Regions from separate parts of the Mus musculus genome. Here region 1 is linked to region 2. The links are chromatin contacts, found by POLR2A ChIA-PET in ENCODE. All regions are on one chromosome and are shown on one strand. Each heading gives the region's core, a stretch centred on a gene start or an enhancer-like site at or near the end of the contact. The rest is flanking DNA. Distances are from core to core; before and after follow the strand shown. Region 1 holds the start of Cep72 (centrosomal protein 72). Region 2 holds the start of Exoc3 (exocyst complex component 3).

What was found. ChIA-PET counts read pairs that join two places held with the same protein, here RNA polymerase II (POLR2A).
Region 1: POLR2A ChIA-PET joins it to region 2 with 16 read pairs in Patski. The contact joins the promoter of Cep72 here to the promoter of Exoc3 in region 2. POLR2A ChIA-PET finds 5 or more read pairs at or near these places in 2 of 5 experiments (Patski and embryonic stem cell).

What each region holds. Positions count from the first base shown.
Region 1 is chr13:74,058,322-74,063,952 of GRCm38, reverse strand. Cep72 (centrosomal protein 72) reads left to right here and starts at 1,668. Exons shown (of 12, transcript NM_028959.3): 1 at 1,668-1,769; 2 at 4,384-4,511; 3 at 5,459-5,631. The coding sequence starts at 1,691.
Region 2 is chr13:74,205,376-74,210,355 of GRCm38, reverse strand. Exoc3 (exocyst complex component 3) reads left to right here and starts at 1,656. Exons shown (of 13, transcript NM_177333.4): 1 at 1,656-1,698; 2 at 3,259-3,449. The coding sequence starts at 3,276.

The sequences.
Region 1 (5,631 bases), core at 419-2,918, 150 kb after region 2:
ATGGAGAAAGGCAGAAACCCTCAGGGGCCAGCTTGAACCTATATTTTCTTCAGGCACATATGGGTGGGTCAGCCTCAGGCTGCCCTGCCTCCCTCCTGGTCTTTTTGAAGATGACTATATATTTTGTGCCCACATGTTTAGAGATTCAGGCTGGAGAGTGAAAGCCTCCATGGAAGATCCTAGAAAACCACAAGGGGTATCAGGTAGAAAGAGCCAGAGAGGCCTCCTCTGCTCCCACCAATGTCCAGCTGGCCTAGGTTGTGGGTCTTAAGCAGCACATGTTTTGGCATGTCCTACAGAGAGAGCATACAAAAAGAAGCACAAGCCTTATACATGGCAACAGTGGCTCTTCTTACCCCATCTCAGACAGCTGATGAATGCCAAGGTTGGGAGCAGCATGGGGGGGGGGTGTGTATGTGAGATCAACAGAATGTTCTGGGTAGGACTGCCTGCCAACTCTCCAGGTAGTAGGGAAGACCAGGCTGTGGGACTCCAGCTAAGGAAGGTTCCTGCTAACCTCCAGGTCTAGTTGGGAAAGCTTTATGAACTATGAGGCAGAAGGGATTGTTCCTGATGTGACCCAGCCTGGCTCATCATCTCTATCTCCGAGTCACAACACTGTTCCTTGCTCTGTGTCTTCACCAGCACCAAATCAAGTTCAAGTGCTGCTGGCTCACTCCTAAACACCTCAAATGGAACTTAAGGACATAAAACAGCTTAAATGCATGTAGGTTTGGCCACAGTCTAATGTTACCACGGCAGATGGTATTTAATAAACCACCGGAAAGAGTACTTGGTAGTAATTAATCATTAGCATAACCTTTTACTGAGGCTTGTAAGAAATCATAGGCTTGTAGGAATCTTTGCAGGGTGCAAAGCTAATCCTTGTCCCTCTTTCTTCAGTGAAGATGTAAAACGTTAGTAAACAGAAACGTTACTTCCCAAGTTTCTACTGGCACTTTCATTGCAGTAGAAAAGCTGGTCTTGGGTCTGTCCCTGACAGACCATCCGTCTCCCCAAGGTCCCACTTGGACTCTGATCTTGGTCAGAGAAAATAGAATAAGAGAGGGTGATTGAAATCTGTGTTGTGTCCTGAGGCGCCACATGTCTTAGATGGCAAGCATACAAGCCTTAATTTGCTTCTGAAAAGCTTAGTTATCTCTCCAATGCCTGGAAGTTATTAGTAGACCCCAGGTTTGATGAAAGGACTTTCAATGTGTCTTAGTTAGGAGAAATTTTTTTTTTTTTTTTTTTTTTTTTTTGCACACAGCCTGTCTCTCCAGCCACATGATGAGAACTTTTGGAAGTGCGTGGGGGTTGGCGGGGGGGGGGGGGGGGAGCATCTCAGGGGCTGGGACAGGAAGAAACCTTAGGAGAGAAGGCTCCTGGAGGGAGTAGGAAATGAATGGAAGTGGGAGTAGGTGCGAATGCCCCGGGCACTAACAGCTGTTTCCACAAACCGCACTGAACGCAATGGGGTTGTCCTGGGGAGGAGCCAGAGCAGGGTGAGGTTGCACTCAGAGCTCAGCGGATTAGGATGGCTTGGGTGAACCTGTCCCAAAGAAAGTTTTAAACACAGCCGAAGCTCCGCCCACCCTCCTGGGCCCGCCCCTTGCAGGCTTGGTCCCGCCCGCCCGTTCCAGATCACGTCACAGCGCAGGCGCCGCGCGCCAGCGTCCGGTTTGAAAACATGGCGCCAGGCCAGCGGTTGGTTTTGTGTGAAGAGACTGTACGAGAGCGCAGCGGCCTGGGTCCCCACCGCGACCTGGGTGCGTGGGGGACAGACTGGGTTGGCCTGCCGGGCCTGATAGCTCTGCCTCCGTGCGAATGGCACTTGACCACAAACGGTCTCGGCCCGTGGGGCAAGGAGGCGGGGCCGGCTGGGCGGGTTTGTGGGGAAGGGCGTGGCTAAGGTCCTGGAGAGCCGGTGGACGCGGCCTGGGTTTTCTGTGGGACCGCGGTCAGGCTGAGCCCCCCGCTTCTTTTTTGCAGCAGCTTTCATCTGTCTTCCTGGGTTCCTACATGGCATTTCGCTTATGAAGATGCAGGTCTCTTTTTATATGGTTTGGACATCAAGGCCCCATTACGTTTTGAGCAAGAGATCGTGCGGAATTTGTGTTGTGATTTTTTTTTTTTCCTTTTTAACTTTTTTCCCCTGGACTTTGACAGGGAAACCACGCAGGCCTAGAATTTTCCATTGTTGAAGATTTTCGATTACCATTTTTTAAATTCGATTACGATTTTTAAACTTATAGTGGTTTCACCTAGAGTGCATTTTCGTTATCTAAATCGTTTTTTCTTGATTGTCAACCATATCTACATAGAACTGACTACAGCATTCTCTTACTATTTTATTAATGCTTGTGGGGCCTGTAGGGATATTCCCCATTTTCATAAATGGTACTTAATCTGGCTCTATCTTTCAGTCATGTTGGAGATATACGGTTTTTGGTCATGCCAAAGACACCACTTTTGGGTTGGTTGATTTGTCTTCACTGTTTTTAAATTTTACCTTTTTCTCTGTGCTTGCTTTGCATTTATTTTCCTCTTTAGATTCTAGAAGTGAAACGTGTGGATTAAAGCTTGTTTTATAATTTAAATCTCTTAATCTGTACATTTCTCTTTACGTATCACATAGCTGCACACACTAACACATTTGTTAGTGTTTATATTTCTACTGTGTGTTAAGGTACTGGAGATAGAACATAGGGCTTTGCATATGCTAAGCAAATGCCCTGTCATGGGACTTCACCCCAAACGTTTTTTTAATTTTTCAAGTGTGTTATTAAGCCAAGATGACCTTGATCTCCATTTTTAACGGAACCTGGCCTTGGAATTTTAGTCCGACACTCAAGTGGCTAGGATTGCAGGCAGTTGCCACCATGACTGGTTCTAATTTTCATTGATTTTAATATGCTTTTCAAATATCCCTTTAGGTATCTTCTTAGACCTCCAAATTATTTAGTGATTGCTCACATTTTTATTCTTTAGGGATGTCTTTTTAACGAATTATGTGTCGGGAGGTTTTCTTGTTTTTTTGTGTGTAATTCTATTATTGTCAGAGAACATACTGTGTATGATTTTGGTTCGCTTAAGTCTGCAGAGATTGTTTAATGCCCAAGAATCTGGTTTCTCTTGGAGAGTGTTCCAAGTACATGTAAAAACTGTGTCAGGTTGATTTTATTGGCTGATAGTATTCAGGTCAACCAGGAGGATTCTCTGTATAAAGACTTTGTTATTTAGTAAGAGGGTATATTAGTTGGTTTTCTCATTTCCTATGTGGGGGAAAAAAAACCGACAAGAAGCAACTTAAGGGGCTGGCAAGATGGCTCAGTGGTTAAGAGTGCCGACTGCTCTTCCGAAGGTCCCGAGTTCAAATCCCAGCAACCACATGGTGACTCACAACCATCCGTAACGAAATCTGATGTCCTCTTCTGGAGTGTCTGAAGACAGCTACAGTGTACTTACATATAATAAATAAAATAAATCTTTTTTAAAAAAAAAAAGAAAAAGAAGCAACTTAAGAGTGAGAAGGTTTATTTTGACTCACAGCTGGAGGAGATAAAAGTCAAGGTGAGGAAGGCATAGTGGCTAGGGTGTAGGGTAGCTGTTCACATTGCGTTTGCAGTTAGGAAGCAAATAGCAATGAATACTAGTGCTCAGCCTGCTCGCCTCCATTATTTGCTCTTGCTTGCTTGCTTGCTTGCTTGCTTGCTTGCAAGTCAGGGTCTTTCTATGTAGCTCTGGCTGACCAGGAACTTGTAAGAAGTAGTGGTCCATAGCTGTAATCCTGGACTCAGGAACTTGAAGCAAGACGATCTAGCATTCAGGGCCATTCTTGGCTGTCTGGATTTGTCTCAAAAGCAAACAAACAAACAAAATCAAGAACATTTTAAAAAGACAGTATTCAGGGCTCTTGAGATAGGCACAGGCCCTGATGCAGTAGGATTTTTGCAGTATGAGAAGATTCTGTTCCCAGTATGACATGGGCAAGTAGATGTTCTAGCCAGCAAGTAGTGTGTAGGGAGGCAGGGGGTCCATGGCTGGAACATTACTAAGAGGAAATGAGGAAGCAGAATGTTGCTGTGGCCCTGGGGATAATGAATGATAAGTGATACAGTGAGGGACCAAGGTGAGCAGGCACCGTGGGCAGAGAATTCTTGGTGAAATGACTTATCAGGGTTCTCTGCTAACCTCTGAGTTATAAGAAGTGCACCAATGGGCCTAGGATAGCATCTATAAGCCTGACTTTGGTCAAGCAGAGTGTCTGTCAGTATCTGTTGGGTTTCTAAAAATGTCTAAAATATTCCCCCTGAATTGAATTTCTATTACACTGTTTTAAATTTTAAAAAAGATTAAAATCTTACAATTTTCTATTCTTAGCTGAACTTCGATCTTTATCTATTCCTGGAACATACCAAGAGAAGATTACTCACCTGGGAAACTCTCTGATGCACTTGACAGCTCTAAAATCCTTAGACCTCTCACGTAACTCCTTGGTTAGCCTTGAGGTGCGTTTAGGCTTATTTGTTAAAATATCAGTGTCAGATGAACGTATTTTAATGGTTTAAAAAGAATGCAACATGTTTCAAAACTACACAAACAATGCTTATAGACTGTACCTTTAGAATTGTGTTATGCTGTCACTAGTGTTTATCTGGAGCTACGTGTCTAACCTGTCCCATTATATCTTTAAACTGCTTTGAATACCAAAGTACTAGCTTTCTGAAGAAGATGGATTATCTTTAAAGGGAAGGAAACAAGATCCCAAAGCCTAAAGTATGCATGCTCATGTCTCTCCCTCCCTTCATCTCTGTGCTGCCTCCGTCTGTAGGTTGTATCTGTAGGTTATATTCTGTAGGTTATATCTATCCATGGCTTGGCTCTTGGCCTTCTACCCTAAATGGCAGTATACAAATTTGGTACCCATTCATGATTTGAAAATAAAAAGTCTCCCAAGGTGACACAATTGGGAAGTTTATATAAATACTGCTTATTGCTCAATTCAGAGAGGAGGGCCTTACCTTGAAAGAAACATAGGGTGTACTTAATAGAGACTATTCCTAACATTGGTTTCAGAGTCTGACTTGTTTAGGGACAGGCTCCAGCTTTGGCTAAAGCAAGGATTGGCTCTTCCCTCAATCCCTAAGCATTAACCTCCTAATCTGGGTGTGTGGAGAGTAAATGAAATTGTGTAAATTATATAACGTGATTCATATTGGGCACTCAAGAGAGAGTCACTGTGCTTAGTACTGCTAGGGCGAACAGGCCTCTATTCAGATAGCTCATATGGTTGTTGCCCTATATGGAACATAGAATTTCACAAATAAGAACATGTTACACTGTTAGTTTTTTCTGGTAATAGTATGTGTTCATTATAAGTATGTTCCACTTGATTAGCCCATACCAATGGTTTACTTTTCATGATGAACTGATTGAGATATTTTCTTATTAACAGGGTATACAGTATCTGGTCTCCTTGGAGAGTCTCAATCTCTACTACAACTGTATTTCTTCATTAGCAGAAGTATTTAGGCTCCACACCCTACTGGAGCTCCAGGACGTGGACTTCCGGCTTAACCCCGTTGTGAAGAATGAGTCTGACTACCGCCTGTTTGTCGTGCACATGCT
Region 2 (4,980 bases), core at 407-2,906:
AGGCCTTAGCACTACTCTTCACACTGAAGAGGAGGAATCTGTCCCAAGTGCAGTGTCTTTGGCAGCCTTCTCTACTTCAGGGCCTAGCATAGCCATGTAGCCTTCTAGCCATCCCCAGGATAGATTGGTTCTGTTGTGTTTCTGGACCCACCTGTTCACCAAGGAAGCTCTAAGGTGATCATCTGGGTTTCTAGGATTCTCCATATGCTCTTCACCTACTTGGAACCCATGCCTTCTCCTTTGTGTGGGCAGGTGTAAAAATGGCTTTGGGGCTACTCTCCCTGCTTCAGGGCTGCAGAACCTTTAGTCACTGCTTCATTTTTTTTTTTCTTTCCCTACTTTGGCTCTGGTCATTCCTAGGCCTACCTATGAACTTACTTGTACACTCAAAAGTATCCTGAGCTTTGTCACTCTGTGGCTTACCAAAAACAAAAGCTGAGATTCTTATTTTATTTATTTAATTGAAAGGAAACAAGCTGAGTCATCTACTGAAGCAGTTCACATCTAACTAGGCTAGTTAACTGAATTCGTTAGGGAGCACCATGACTAAACACTCCACTATATAGTGGGCAGCAGGAGATTAGGGTTGGATATAAGGTAACTAAGGAAAACCGCAGCTTTGTCTTGGTAGCTGTGCCTCCCCACTTTGCAGTTAAACATTCATGAAGCTGAAATTTCTCCTGTTTTGTCATAAACTAAGGGGTCAGGGCACTTTCCCAGTTGCAACCCCTACACTAAGGGAGGGTCTGCATCTTTAAAAGACTGACTTCATCATATAATTTGCATTGTGGTTATGACAGGTTACCTATACTGTTCTTTCATTTACTGAAGATTTACCCCATCATCCATTGGCTTGGGAGAGCCAGACTTTGTAGTGATGTTATGGATAGGCACACAACTCAACAAATGTATGCAGAAAAGGTGAAAAAAAAAAAACACAACCAAACCTGTCAGGGTAGGGTTGTCATACCTGATGGGTGAGTGGAAGAACCTAAACCCCGCCAAAATTTACTAAAAGTTCGTAACAGTGTGGGGAAATCTCTGTATCTGCAGAGGTAGAACAAAGTTTCTGGCTGTTCTAGGTACCGGGGCGACTCGATGCTTCACTGCTTCCTTCAGCTGGAGTAATTCCACCAGCTGCTGTTTTGCTCGTGGTTTTGTTTTCTTCGCCGCTTCTACGTGCTACGCGAGCAGCTATCAGCAGGCAGCCCACTCTCTGTGGCACTGTCCTGAATACTTGAAATCTACTTGCTGTCAGAAACCTCTGGGGGATGAGGGCGAGGACAGCAAGAAGAAACAAATATACGAAATATAAGTAGTGGAATCTTGAATACAAGACACAGTAAAGATATGGAGAGGTGTGGAGAGACTAAGGTAGCTAAGGGGAGGAACTGAGCAAGGGCAAACCTAAGTGGTTAATCCGGAGAGAAAGGGTGGGTACAATAGGTGCTACTTAAAATAAGAGGGTCGGGAGAGCGCCAAACGTCAGACGGCGGAGCCAGGCCTGAATCTGTAATCCCTGATCCTGAGTCTGTGTCACCAGAAGCACAAGTTTCCTAAGAGTCTACAGAAAGATCGCCCGTACAGCGCCTTCAAGGTTACCCAGAGCCCATCCTTCCGCCCAGACGCCGGAAACGGAAGTGACCGCGTTGCACACTTCCGGTCCGGCTCCGGGAGGTGGCAGCGGCGTTGCGGACGGTGAGGAAGCTCTGCTCTGACAGCCTTGGGTGCCTGTGCGGTGGGCGGGGCGCTGGGCCCTCGACTGTGGCACAGTGTACCCCTTAGTGGGTTTGTCCTTGGCGAGGGACAGCATCGGCCGACGTTTCTGGCGGGATGCGACACCCTCTAGTGCGGGTCCCTGGGCGGGTTTGGGTTTGTCCTCGGTGTGCGTCCCTCCCATCTCCTTGGTCGGGGCTGCTTCTACCCTCAGAGTTCCCTTTTGCCCCAGAGGCCGGAAATCTGACAGTCCTCAAGCTGCCATTGGAAGCAGATTTGGTGGCGATCCAGTACAGTTTTTTTAGTTTTTGATTCTCTGTGTTCAGGTTTATGAGTGGACTCTTTCTTGCAAAGCTTTTTTGGTTTTGGGTCAGCTTTCCTTTTGCATCTGGCTTGTAACACTGCCACAGGAGTGCCTTTCACCTGTCAGCTGGAGTGGGGGACTCCATGCCAGAGGGATGGTTTGGTATTATGTTTAATACCTAGTCCTGTAAATAGAATTATACAAGTTTTAATGTTTTGGGAATGCTGAAGATAACATGTCAAACTAAAGCAAAAGAAAAAAAAAAAAGCCCGCAGTGAATCAGTCCTGTTAGAAGTGGTTGTGGAATCCTCTTTCTGTGGCCTGCTCAGATTTCCTGTCTGGGTACGAGTAATTTTATAGTCAGAAGATGAAGATGGTGTTTGCAATGCTGTTCCACTTGAATGAAAATGCAAAGAGAGAAATACACAGGGAGAAGCTACATAACTGGAAATGTACAATGGATTTTAGTGGTTTTCTGAGACTACTTGGGAATAGAGTGAAAGATTCCAGAAGGTAGGTCTTTATCACATCTGTGGCTGTTGAGTAGCTGAAATTAAAGGAAACAGTGTTATTAATTCCCTCATTTGCTGGATAGTCAGCAAATAGCCATTGTAGGTCCATGACTTGGATAGTATTAGATATTAGACTAAAGGGTGATTGACCGGGTACATTTGTGCTTAGGGGAAACAAGCTACTCAAGTAAGGACAATAAATTACCTTTTGCTGTCTTATCTTTGTTTTTAGAAGTGTTCAAAAGTAAGAAGTGGTATCTTGGCCACCCAGAGCAATGGTAAGGGAGTATAAGACTCGTGTTTGCCCACTGGGCTGCTGCTGAAGTGTAGGTAATAGTTGTTGCCTTCCAGTGACTAACTACCCCATGGACTTGGGCAGCACTAGGGTGAGCTCCAGAAATGAAAAGCTGATCTTTTATAGGGCTAAGAATTGTGTTAGAGCTGCCTTTGACATAGTCTTAAGTCCCTGTATAAATACTCTCTGTGTGACTGTCTTACGCCTGTGAGATATCCCTGCTTCTCTCTGTTAAGGTAAAATCTTCTTAGCAATTGAATTCTAAGGATTTGCAGTTTTGTTAAGGAGTTTATGACCCAAGTTCAGCTTTCATTTCTAGTTTGCTAATTTAAATGCCATAGAAATTCTCCATTAGTTGCATGGTGAGCACATGACCTTTGCATGTGGAGTCGTCACTTCATTTTGACATACCCTCTCCTTTGTGTATATAGTGTACCTGTGGTATGACATGTGCAAAGATTCTGCCTGCTTTTTGACAATGAAGGAGACAGACCTGGAGGCTGTTGCAACAGCAGTCCAAAGGGTTGCTGGGATGCTTCAGCGCCCAGACCAACTGGACAAAGTGGAGCAGTATCGCAGAAGGGAAGCTCGGAAGAAGGCCTCTGTAGAGGCCAGGCTAAAGGTAGGAGACCATAGAAATGACGGGACTGAGCATTTGTCTTGAGTTTCTCTTCGCCACTACCCTGCTTGCCTACCACCCTATTTTATGGAAATATATTCTCAACTGAGGTTGACTCAGTCTTGTGACAAGTTAACATAAAGTTAGTCAACACAGTATAGTATATATTATGTGTGTGTGTGTACATATACACTTAAATCTAGATTCTGTATATGAAAGCCTGGTATTTTTGTCTTTCTTCTTACTGTTTTTTCAAGTTCCTTTCATTTGGACTAGCAGTTCTCATCCTGTAGATCATGATCCCTTTGGGGATCGAGCAACCCTTTCACAGGGGTCAGTCACCTAAGACCATCAGAAAACACACATTTACAGTAATGTTCATAATAATAGCAAAAAATTTAAAAAGTACATTTATGAAGTAGCAAGGAGCCGGGTGGTGGTGGTGCACATCTTTAATCCCAGCACTTGGGAAGCAGAGGCAGGTGAATCTCTGTAAGTTCAAGGCCATCCTGGTCTTCAGAGCAAGTTCCAGGACAGCTAAGGCTGTATAAAGAGACCCTATCTGGAAAACCTACCTACCAACCAACCTACCAAACAAAATGAAGTAGCAACAAACATAATTGTATGGTTGGGGTCACCACAACATGAGGAACGTGTTAAAAGGCTGCAGCATTAGTAAGATTGAGAACCACTGCTTTAGACTCTTTTCTTCATACCTCATAATCCCCTTTAACTTTCATGCTCTCTCTCTCTCTCTCTCTCTCTCTCTCTCTCTCTCTCTCTCTCTCTGTGTGTGTGTGTGTGTGTGTGTACTTAAATCTAATTTCTTTAACTCTGAAAGAAGACATGCAATATTTGTTTTTCTGAGTATGACTTATTTAATCAAAATGACCTCTAGTTTCTCTCCTTTCTTTTTTCTGCAGATGACGTAATTTCATCTTTCTTCACAGTTGGATAAAATTCTATTGTGCACTTTATCCATTCATCTGTTGATGGACTTCTAGGCCAGTTCTGTGTCTTGGCTTTTGTGAATAGTGCAGCAATAAGCACAGATGTGCTAGTAGTATCTCTTTCGCTTGTGACATAGACTCTTTTGGGTGATAGAGCTGGATTGTATGGTAGTTTTATGTTTTGAAGATACCTCCATACTGAGGCACATACTTGTGTACCATGTGCCTGTCTGGTGTCTGCAGAGGTCAGAAGAGGGCATTAGGTGCCCCAGGAACTGGGATGGATGGCTGTGAGCCACCATGTGGGTGCTGGCGACTGAAGCCAGAACTGCAAGGGCAGCAAGTGCTGTTCATCACCAAGCCATCTCTCTGCCTCCCAGCGTGTTTTTTTTAAATGATAGCCATTATGATTGGAGTGAGATAGAATATTAATGTACTTTTGTTTATCCAGCTATTCTTGCTTCTTTGATTGATGGTTTTGTGTGTGTGTGATGGTTTTAGGCAAGATCTCGCCATACACCTCTGGCTGGCTTTGTACTCCCTGTGTAGCCCAAACTGGCCTCAAATTCACAATAGTTCTTTTG